3 separate regions of the Homo sapiens genome follow, and regions 1 and 2 are each linked to region 3. The links are chromatin contacts, found by Hi-C or POLR2A ChIA-PET in ENCODE. All regions are on one chromosome and are shown on one strand. Each heading gives the region's core, a stretch centred on a gene start or an enhancer-like site at or near the end of the contact. The rest is flanking DNA. Distances are from core to core; before and after follow the strand shown. Region 1 has its middle 34 kb from the start of NRAL. Region 2 has its middle 16 kb from the start of NRAL. Region 3 holds the start of LINC01117 (long intergenic non-protein coding RNA 1117).

Region 1 (2,700 bases), core at 105-2,604, 160 kb after region 3:
TCAGATCATATCACTACTCTGCTCAAAACCTCACAATGCTGCAACCCACTCAGAGTAAAAACCAAACCTCTCAATAGCAAGAGGCCTCCCATGACATACACCCAATGCCATGCTGTCAACCCATGCCCCTGAGCTCCCACCAAGGTACCAAGATTCCACCCTCCTTGCTGCACCTCCAGCATGGCAGTCATGCTCCTTCCTACGGTTTCCTCTCCTAGAATGTTCTTCCGCATGTCCCGATGGCTTGTCGCCCTTGCTTCATTCAAGTCTCTGCTCAGACAAATATCTGCTTTATCAGTGAAGCCTCCTCCAGCCAGTCTATACACAAAATAAGAAATTCCCTTCCCTTGCTGCTCGTTTGCTTTAGGTCCCCTACCCTGCTTCATTTTCCTGCCTAACATTTATCACTCTCTGACATGCACATTTTTGTCCAGATTTTAGAAATATCTATATTCTTAACTTATTAACATTGTTTATAGTGGGTCTCCCCATGCTAGAATGTGAGCTCCATGAAGGTAAGAACTTTGTCTTGTTCTCCACTGTGTCCCCATTGCCCACGTCAAATTAGCATCTCAGTAAGGATTTGTTAGATGATAAATGAATGACTTAAACGATTCTAAACAGAAGGGGAATAGAATCAGATGGCAGCATTGTTGAGAACAGATTAAAGAAGAGCTAAACCAAGGAGGCCAAGTAGCAGGTCACTTAGTTAAACCAATCCCAATCCGGGCCTGAGCTAATGATGGGGCAGAGGGGAGGGTCGGCGGGATGGAGGGAGGGCAAGAGGTATTGACGAGCTTAACTCTACAAATCTTGGAACTGACTGAATGCAGAGGTGAGTGAGTGAGTGAAGTGGGGAGGACTGCTGGTTTGCAGGAGCGAAACAGAGGGGCATCGTTCACTGAGTTCCACTAGGACAGGCTAGGAGGAGGATGGTTGGGGGCGGGGGTCAGAGGAAGAGGAGGGGTTGAGATTTCCACCTGGTGACCTCTGCTCACAGTGTGAAATAGATTTTTTAAAGTTTGCTGAAAATAAGGGAGGTGTAATGAAACAAGAAAAAAACTACTGTGAAGGCTAAATGAGAAAGCTCCTAAGTGCTACATTAAAGGACAGACATCAAGGGCAGCCTTGAAAAGAGAAAAGTCTCACTGCCAAGTCTTGGGCTTGGGTGTGAATCCAGCATGTGGTGAATACAGGCTGACCTGGGGAAGGATCCAGGCCTGCGCTTATATCTCACCTCGGGAAACTGACTCCACCTTGTTGAGCCTCACTTTTTGTACGAAAAGGGATGAGCAGGTTCTAGCATGCCCAGCCAAGGTGCAGCTGAAATAAGATTAACATGCCTGAAACTGGCACAGAGCCTGGGCCTGGTGGATCCAGACTGTGTGGGGCTCAGAGTGCTTACAATTTGGAGAGCACTGTCTAAAGACTAGAAGAGAAAGTGAAAGTGAATGCGTACTTAGAAAGAGAAAAGGAATCACCATAAATTACATATTTTTAAGCTGCCAAATGCCATATGCATCACAAAATACAGAAAAATAACCCAATATTTTTATTAATAGCCTGATGAACCTCCATAATATTTTTCCCATATTTGGCTGCACAGTCTTTATCACTTCTTTATATGACAATGATTTTGTAATATGATTTTTATAGAGAGAATAAAAAGATAATTTAGCCTTTGCTCTACTTCAATTGAACAAAACTTGTTTTATATTATTGATAGCTGGATGCATTAAGCATTAAACACAGCCATATTTCTGTTTATAATATGGCTACGGGTTTGTACCCTAAAAATACAAGAATTGTGATCCATTCTATTTCTCACATTTTTCTCACGTTTTTCTCACACCAAGAAAAATGTATGGTGGGTTTATACACGGCGATTTGTGTTTCATTATTAAGTATATTCCTGACAGAAAAGAGCTTCCGTTTTCACCAGTCATTGATGACACCAGATTCTGCCTCTGTACATTTCAAATCTTGTGTCTCCCTCATCGGTCACCTATTTCTGATGCTGATGCCAGGCCCTGTAGAGCGTGTTGCTGTTGTGATACAACGCCTGGGCTCTGAGTTTTGTCCCCCATGCTGGGTGTCAGCCGGTGGACAGTACATGTATTCTGGGAAGCTGTCTCTACACTGGGATGGTTAGCAAGAACATAACTGGGCATGAAGTGACTGCAGACCAGGAAACCAAAACCAAATGTTGTCCCAACCCAATTTCCCTTAACGAGGTCCCCAAAATACTAGTGGCCATCTTTAAACACACCCACTACTCAATACTAAAGGAAGTACCTATCAAAAGGGGAAGTAGGAGCAAACAAAAACAGTGATCATAACTAACTGCACTTAAATATCTTATTTTTCCAAACTTTACAAAACACGTGGCCATGTGAACATATTACTTAGGTGCTACAGGGTCTTGGAAAGGATCTGTGCAAATGTGGGCCCTAAAGCTCAAGGTTCATTAGCCTCATGGTAAACCTGCATCTAGTTGTAACCATAACAGGCATTCAACAAATCAGCGTCCCCTCTTCCTCTCCCATAAGCTGTTCTGTCACAGTGCCTTCCAGGACTCCTGTGCCCAGCACCCAGCACACAGCTGTGCCTGCAGGTGTGCTCAGCCAGTATTGATAGCCACTGGATTTTATTTACCATGCTCAACTGACTTAACTACACTTTGGATGGGTGTTTATTTGG
Region 2 (2,770 bases), core at 221-2,720, 150 kb after region 3:
AGTCCATGTTCCAATGGCCAAGTCACATGCCTTTGGCATGAAGTTGCTGTAATCAGGAAGTGGTGCTTTCTTCTTCATACGAATGTGTCCTCTGCTTGTGCACCCAGAGGACAGTGTCACCATAAAAGCTAGCAGTGTCCCCATCCTTGTTTTTATTTGCTTCTATGTCCTTCTGTTTCTTCCCTCTGAACTTTGAAGACTTCAACTGTTTCTATATATGATAAATATTTTAACAAAAAGGAAAAATCTCAATTATCTTCTGAAGCGTTTCATCTATATGACACCAAGAATCCACATATAAGTGAAATATCTTAATGCTTGGTATTGTGTAGACAAAACATTTGGTTGATCAATGTAGTTCATGTTTCTTTCAGATGCTTAAGTACCACAGAAACACTATCGTACCCACTCACAGGCTGGGTTCTAATATATATATACACATACACACACACACACACACACACACACACACATATATAGTGCAAACTCATTTTTCTAGGCTCAAAGGATCAAACTCAATATATTAAGCACTGAGAAATAATAGACAAGGGGTCTGTTTTTCTAACACTAAATAAGTAGCATTTAGCCTATCTGCTGAATATTATGGGGAAAGCACTTTTTATCTTTAGTCTAGTAATTTGATGTTTCATTTGATAACAAGATATTTTTGTTGTCTTTTGTCTGTGTTGTATTTAGAGTAGGAAAACTTTTAATATTTGCCTCAATATTCCAATTTCATAGTCTTTCAGACACACTGTTTTCTTTTAAAGCCTGCCCTTGAATCAACTTGAATGAGCTTCTTAAGGCTGTCAGGACAAACAATTTTCCCAAACTCAGTTATCTTTGTTTGAAACAATGATTGAAGTTATCTTTGTTTGAAGAAAATGATTATAACGCATCACAGATTTCATTCAGATCTACCTTCGTTGCCAAAGCACTCTATACATCACCATGTGGTAGATGGCAAATGCCATTCTCTCCATTTCCCAAACAGAGAAGCAGTGGCTGGCCAAGTTAAATGGCAGGCCCATGGTCAGACAGTGAGTCAACAGCACAGTAGAGAATTTTCCAGATCTTTCCAAAACGGGCCCCAGACAGCACACTTGGTGCACAAGGGGTGAAAACTAAAACTCCTTTTCCTTTCCCCAAGGCAGACCGTGAAACTGTAAAGATGAGCTGGCATTTTGTTTTATTTTTTGTAATAAACTGTTCTTTTCACAGCAGTTGGCCCTGGGGGAGTTGCAAATAGCACAGCTCGGCTGCAGCTGTGGGTGTGGCTCCACCCAATCCCAAGGCAACTTGAAGACCACAGCTGTGTCAGGCAGAGTAGATCTTAAAGTTGACATCTGGGCTGCACACTTTCAAGTTCACCCCCCAAACAAGTTGAGTCATTTTCACAAGCCAGAACTCATTTGAAGGCTCTGTTCCTCCTCTGCCTGTGGTTACTTGAGGCGCATCAAATATCACCAGAGACTGACACCCACATTTGGCTCAGGCCAATTTCTGAATCATCGTCCCTAAGCCCTCCCTTTGCTAGTCATGAGAAACACTCCGCATTGGAGATTATAAAAGTGGTCAGCAGTTTCGGGGATATTGGGCAGATTTTATTTGAGCGGTTGCTTTTGAGTTTTGGTTTTTTATTTATGATCTCTCGGGTTCTTTGTGTGTATGTGGCTATCACGTTTGCTTGGACAAATGGGATATGTTCCCAAATCCAATAGATTCATATACAGTTCTAGAAAAAAACTTTAAGAGGTGATTTTGTTTTTGTACCCCTGCTTCCAGCTGGAACAAATAACTGACAGTCATCCTCCCTTATTAGTGTCCAATCTCAGCGATAGAGGTGAGAACGCTGAACCCCTCCTGGCCCTCCGAGTGGAGGGAAGGCAAGCATCGCTTGTGTTTTTGTCTCGTTGAGGAAAGTATCTCGGCTTGTGAATGGCCTTTCTGACAATGACAAGCACATCAAAATGGGCGCCATCTGAGAGCTCAGGCCAGAGAGAACACCCGCCACCGGGCCTCCTGCCTCCGCCGCAGGCCACAGCGCTGCATTGTAGTGGGGGTTGCCGGGGAACCTTGGGGGAGCCTGCGCTGGGCGGCTGCTGTGGACAGAAGCGCCGCTGTGGGGAGGGGCAGGCCGTGTCCCGGCCATCGGCGGAAGCTGCTCCAGGCAGTCTGCAGCTCAGGCCGTGCAGGCCTGGGCCAATCCCCAGGAGGGGAGCAGCTGTGAGGCCGGGAGAGCCCGGGTCCTCGTTCCCTTTGCAGCAAGAGTAGCCGCCCCGTTGGCAATCTGAGTCTCCTTCAACCTTTCCAGCCGGTCCTCGCACTGTTGGGGCTGCCCGCCTCGCTCTCAGCCCGCAGCACCGGCCCCGCACAAGGCCCAGTCCCCAGGCAACGGCTGCGTTGGTATCCCCTGCGCACCGGCCACCGAGGGAATGGCGACAGAGACACGGGAAACAGCGACAGCTTACAGGGAGGAAAATCCAAAACAAAGGTTGCGGAGAGTGTCAGAGGGAGGGCCAAAGAGGACGGAGAAGGACTCCACCCCACAGGCTCCTGAGCGCCCGGTTGGCCACAGACGTGCCCTGGAGGAGGCACACACAGGTCGTCCTTCGGGAGAACTCTGCAGCTGGGTGCCTGTGGACTGCTGGAGAAGAGAGAGTAAACCACGAATTTCAATAGAAGACCGAATAGGTCCTATAGGTATAATTAACACGCAAAATACGTTCACAGTCTGCTCAGGGGGCTTCTTTCCAAGAGAAAGGAACCA
Region 3 (2,700 bases), core at 109-2,608:
TGGATATGTACAGCCAACCCCACTGCCACTAGAACAGTCTTAAATGCCCACACAAGGAGTATAAAAAGAAAAGCACATTTTGCAATAGAATAAATTCTTTTTTTTTTTTTTTTTTTTTTTTTTTATTGAGACCGCGGAAAGTCACATGACCCTGCATGTAGCCTTTTAGGAAAGCAACCGAAATGGTAAAGCCAGGAGCCGGGGCTGCCTGCTTCCTCCTGCAGCCTTTCAGCCCGTCCTGTCGCGCGTCCACATTCTTCTGGGCGCATCTGTGGAGCTATTAAGTGGGATAATCCCTCTGGCCTTTGATACATTTCTGGACATGATTATTTCATTACTCGCAGTATATCAGTAGGATCATAATAAAAAGGACTTCTGACAACCTGCCAAGAGTTTTGTGGCCTTGTAAACACAAAAGTGCTCTAATAAAATTTTATTAAGTGTTAAAAAGTCATAAAAAGTGAAATAACATAAACTACAAAATTTACTGTCCTCAGCAAATCCTGAAAATATCTTCCACAGTAAAATTAAATTAGCATGTAATAGACAGAGAAGCAGTGTGGAGTGGATTTAAAAGAGGATCCAGGGAAAATGACACTGTAACCCAATCAGGGTCACGGGGATTTAATTCGGATTTTCCCCCTTAAATGTGGATAAATGTGCTGATTACAGACGAGAGCTCCGGGGTTACTGGAGTCTCACACATTGTCAATACTTCGGAAGAAATAATATATTGCAGATTGTAACGAGCACGGGGAGCCAGCGAAAGGCAGGGCGTCCACTAGGGCGCGCTGAGAGACCGGGAATCCCCGCAAGGGCGCCCGCGCCGCCCGCCACCCGCCGCCGCGCGCACGCCGCGCCCTCGCCCACCTCCAAATAATATTTACAGTTAGGGTTTTTTTTTTTTTTTTTTTTTTTTTTTTTGCTCTCGCCCGTGACATTTTCTCCAAATCGGAAGAAAATCAAGTGTATGTCGAGCTTTGCCGCAGGCAGCCCTTGGTCTCCGCTTTCAGATTCGGGGTCCGGGAGCGGAGCGCCCTGCCCGCGGCGGTGCTAAACTCTGGGGCCAGGGTGTGGCCCTCAGCGAGCGCCCTGGGACTGGCCGCCCCGCCGAAGGATGCCGAGGATCGGGCAAGGCCGGCGTCCGGTCTGCGCGGGGCGCGGGTGCTCTCCGAAGGCCGCGAGCCACGGGCCTCGCTGCGGGTTCAAGTGCGTCCGGGTTTGGACGTCGCGGCTCCAGGAGTGTGCTCTCTCTCCTGCCCATCCCCTCCCCGGAGTTCAGCGCATCCGGGGCCCCGGGGACCCCTCTTCCCGGCCCTCCTGGCCGCGCTGGCCCGCCCGCATGGGGCCGAGGTTCCTGGCCGACGCGCGAGGGCGCGGGCGGGTACCGGGTTCCCGTTTTTCCCAGGCCCCGATCCCCGCCCACGCACGAGGCCCCCGGCCCACGCACGAGGCGCCCACGCCCATCGTGGAGGCTCCGCCTGGAAAAGAAGTCCGACTTCCTCTCCAAGCTGCTCCGAGGGGAATGGGGAATCGGCAGGAAATGACCCGAACTGCCAGCCTGCGCCTTTGCAGCCGGCCCTCGCTTTGCTGAAGACGAGCAGCTCCCACCAAAGTCTTGCCTCCCCTTACCCCGAAAGCCCCGCTCAGGTTTGTAAAGAGGGGTGCGAGATCTGAAAAGTATTTGTCTTCTAGGGAGAGAGATGTTGGTAAGGGGCCCAGAGAAAGACGGGTCCTTTTTAGCTCATCAACGCGCCACGTCTTGCTTTGCAGCTCCAAAATGATGCCAGCGCTGCTGTCCGAAGGGTCAATATTAATGCGTTAAGTGAAATGGGAAATAAATGGACAGTGGCACATTTCGTGGCATCATTTTTACAAGGGGATGTCGAAAGTTTTAAGCTGCATTTAAGAATTAGCCACATCTTGCCTGAAAGTTAATATTTTTTGATAAACTCGTTAATAAAGCCTAGAAGAGGTAAGTTAAAGTTAGTTACCACGTAGATCCTCCAGTCTCTTGTAGAGACTTGCGCAGGTTACTAGGATGAGGACGAGTTGTATTTTTAATTTTCTAGACTAAGTGCAAAGGCATTGAGTTTTGAGGTGGCAGGGTTAATGTTCAAGGGCAAATGGAACCGCCAAGGATCTCTTGAAAAGAATTCACTTACTATTAATACTTAAGCCTGAAATAATTATAATTAATTTACAGTGGGAATTATATGCCCATGTTTTAGACTTTTTTGTTATATTAGCTATATGAAAAGGGATGTTCTTTAGTGATTAAAAGAAAAAACCACCTGTTTATTGTCATTTGCAATTTGAAATAGCCGACAGCAGTAAGGCTAGCTACAAAAGCTAACAAGTCAACTTCAGTGTGGTTTGACATTTACTGTCAAAGCTTTGAGCTCTAAGAAAAACAGAATTTAAAATAATGTATATAAATAATAAAATTTCATTGTGACTCAATGTCCCTGCCCCTGGAGAAGGGACAGATGACACTCAGTGACTGGCTTGGAACCATTCCCCCTGCAGATGCATTTGCGGATACAGTGGGCCAGGGCTGCCTCTGAGTATGTACAGCAAGTGCTTATGGACTTACAGAAACAAATGTTTTACTATTTAGGATTTTCTCAATAGTTTACACTAAAAGTTTTGCATGTAGAAATGTGGGATAAATATTTCTTTGAAAGGAAAAGTTTCGAA

Evidence for each region. A loop is a pair of places that touch in the nucleus more often than their neighbours do. ChIA-PET counts read pairs that join two places held with the same protein, here RNA polymerase II (POLR2A). Pooled maps may share reads with other maps.
Region 1: a loop to region 3 is called in a map of left ventricle myocardium superior, with 2.4 times the contacts of the local background. The contact joins the enhancer-like site here to the promoter of LINC01117 in region 3. A Hi-C loop is called at or near these places in 5 of 168 maps with a recorded cell type or tissue (dorsolateral prefrontal cortex, heart left ventricle, left colon and 2 more), 1 of 37 single-sample maps with no recorded cell type and 4 of 50 pooled maps. POLR2A ChIA-PET finds 5 or more read pairs at or near these places in 2 of 52 experiments (A549 and PC-3).
Region 2: a loop to region 3 is called in a pooled map, with 4 times the contacts of the local background. The contact joins the enhancer-like site here to the promoter of LINC01117 in region 3. A Hi-C loop is called at or near these places in 4 of 50 pooled maps. POLR2A ChIA-PET finds 5 or more read pairs at or near these places in 4 of 52 experiments (AG04449, AG04450, H1 and 1 more).

What each region holds. Positions count from the first base shown.
Region 1 is chr2:176,472,016-176,474,715 of GRCh38, reverse strand. No RefSeq gene overlaps it. Among named protein-coding and RNA genes, the nearest start is that of NRAL, 34 kb to the left of the region's middle. RefSeq lists enhancers at 1,169-1,238, 1,329-1,438. Within about 2 kb of position 1,354, at least 3 of the 41 ENCODE cell types and tissues checked have a DNase peak (open chromatin) inside an H3K27ac peak, as active enhancers do.
Region 2 is chr2:176,490,036-176,492,805 of GRCh38, reverse strand. No RefSeq gene overlaps it. Among named protein-coding and RNA genes, the nearest start is that of NRAL, 16 kb to the left of the region's middle. Within about 2 kb of position 1,470, at least 14 of the 41 ENCODE cell types and tissues checked have a DNase peak (open chromatin) inside an H3K27ac peak, as active enhancers do.
Region 3 is chr2:176,636,412-176,639,111 of GRCh38, reverse strand. It overlaps LINC01117 (long intergenic non-protein coding RNA 1117), which reads right to left and starts at 1,358. Exons shown (of 4, transcript NR_110599.1): 1 at 1,104-1,358. It overlaps LINC01116 (long intergenic non-protein coding RNA 1116), which reads left to right and starts at 1,503. Exons shown (of 5, transcript NR_188023.1): 1 at 1,503-1,650. RefSeq lists an enhancer at 169-683 and a silencer at 844-893.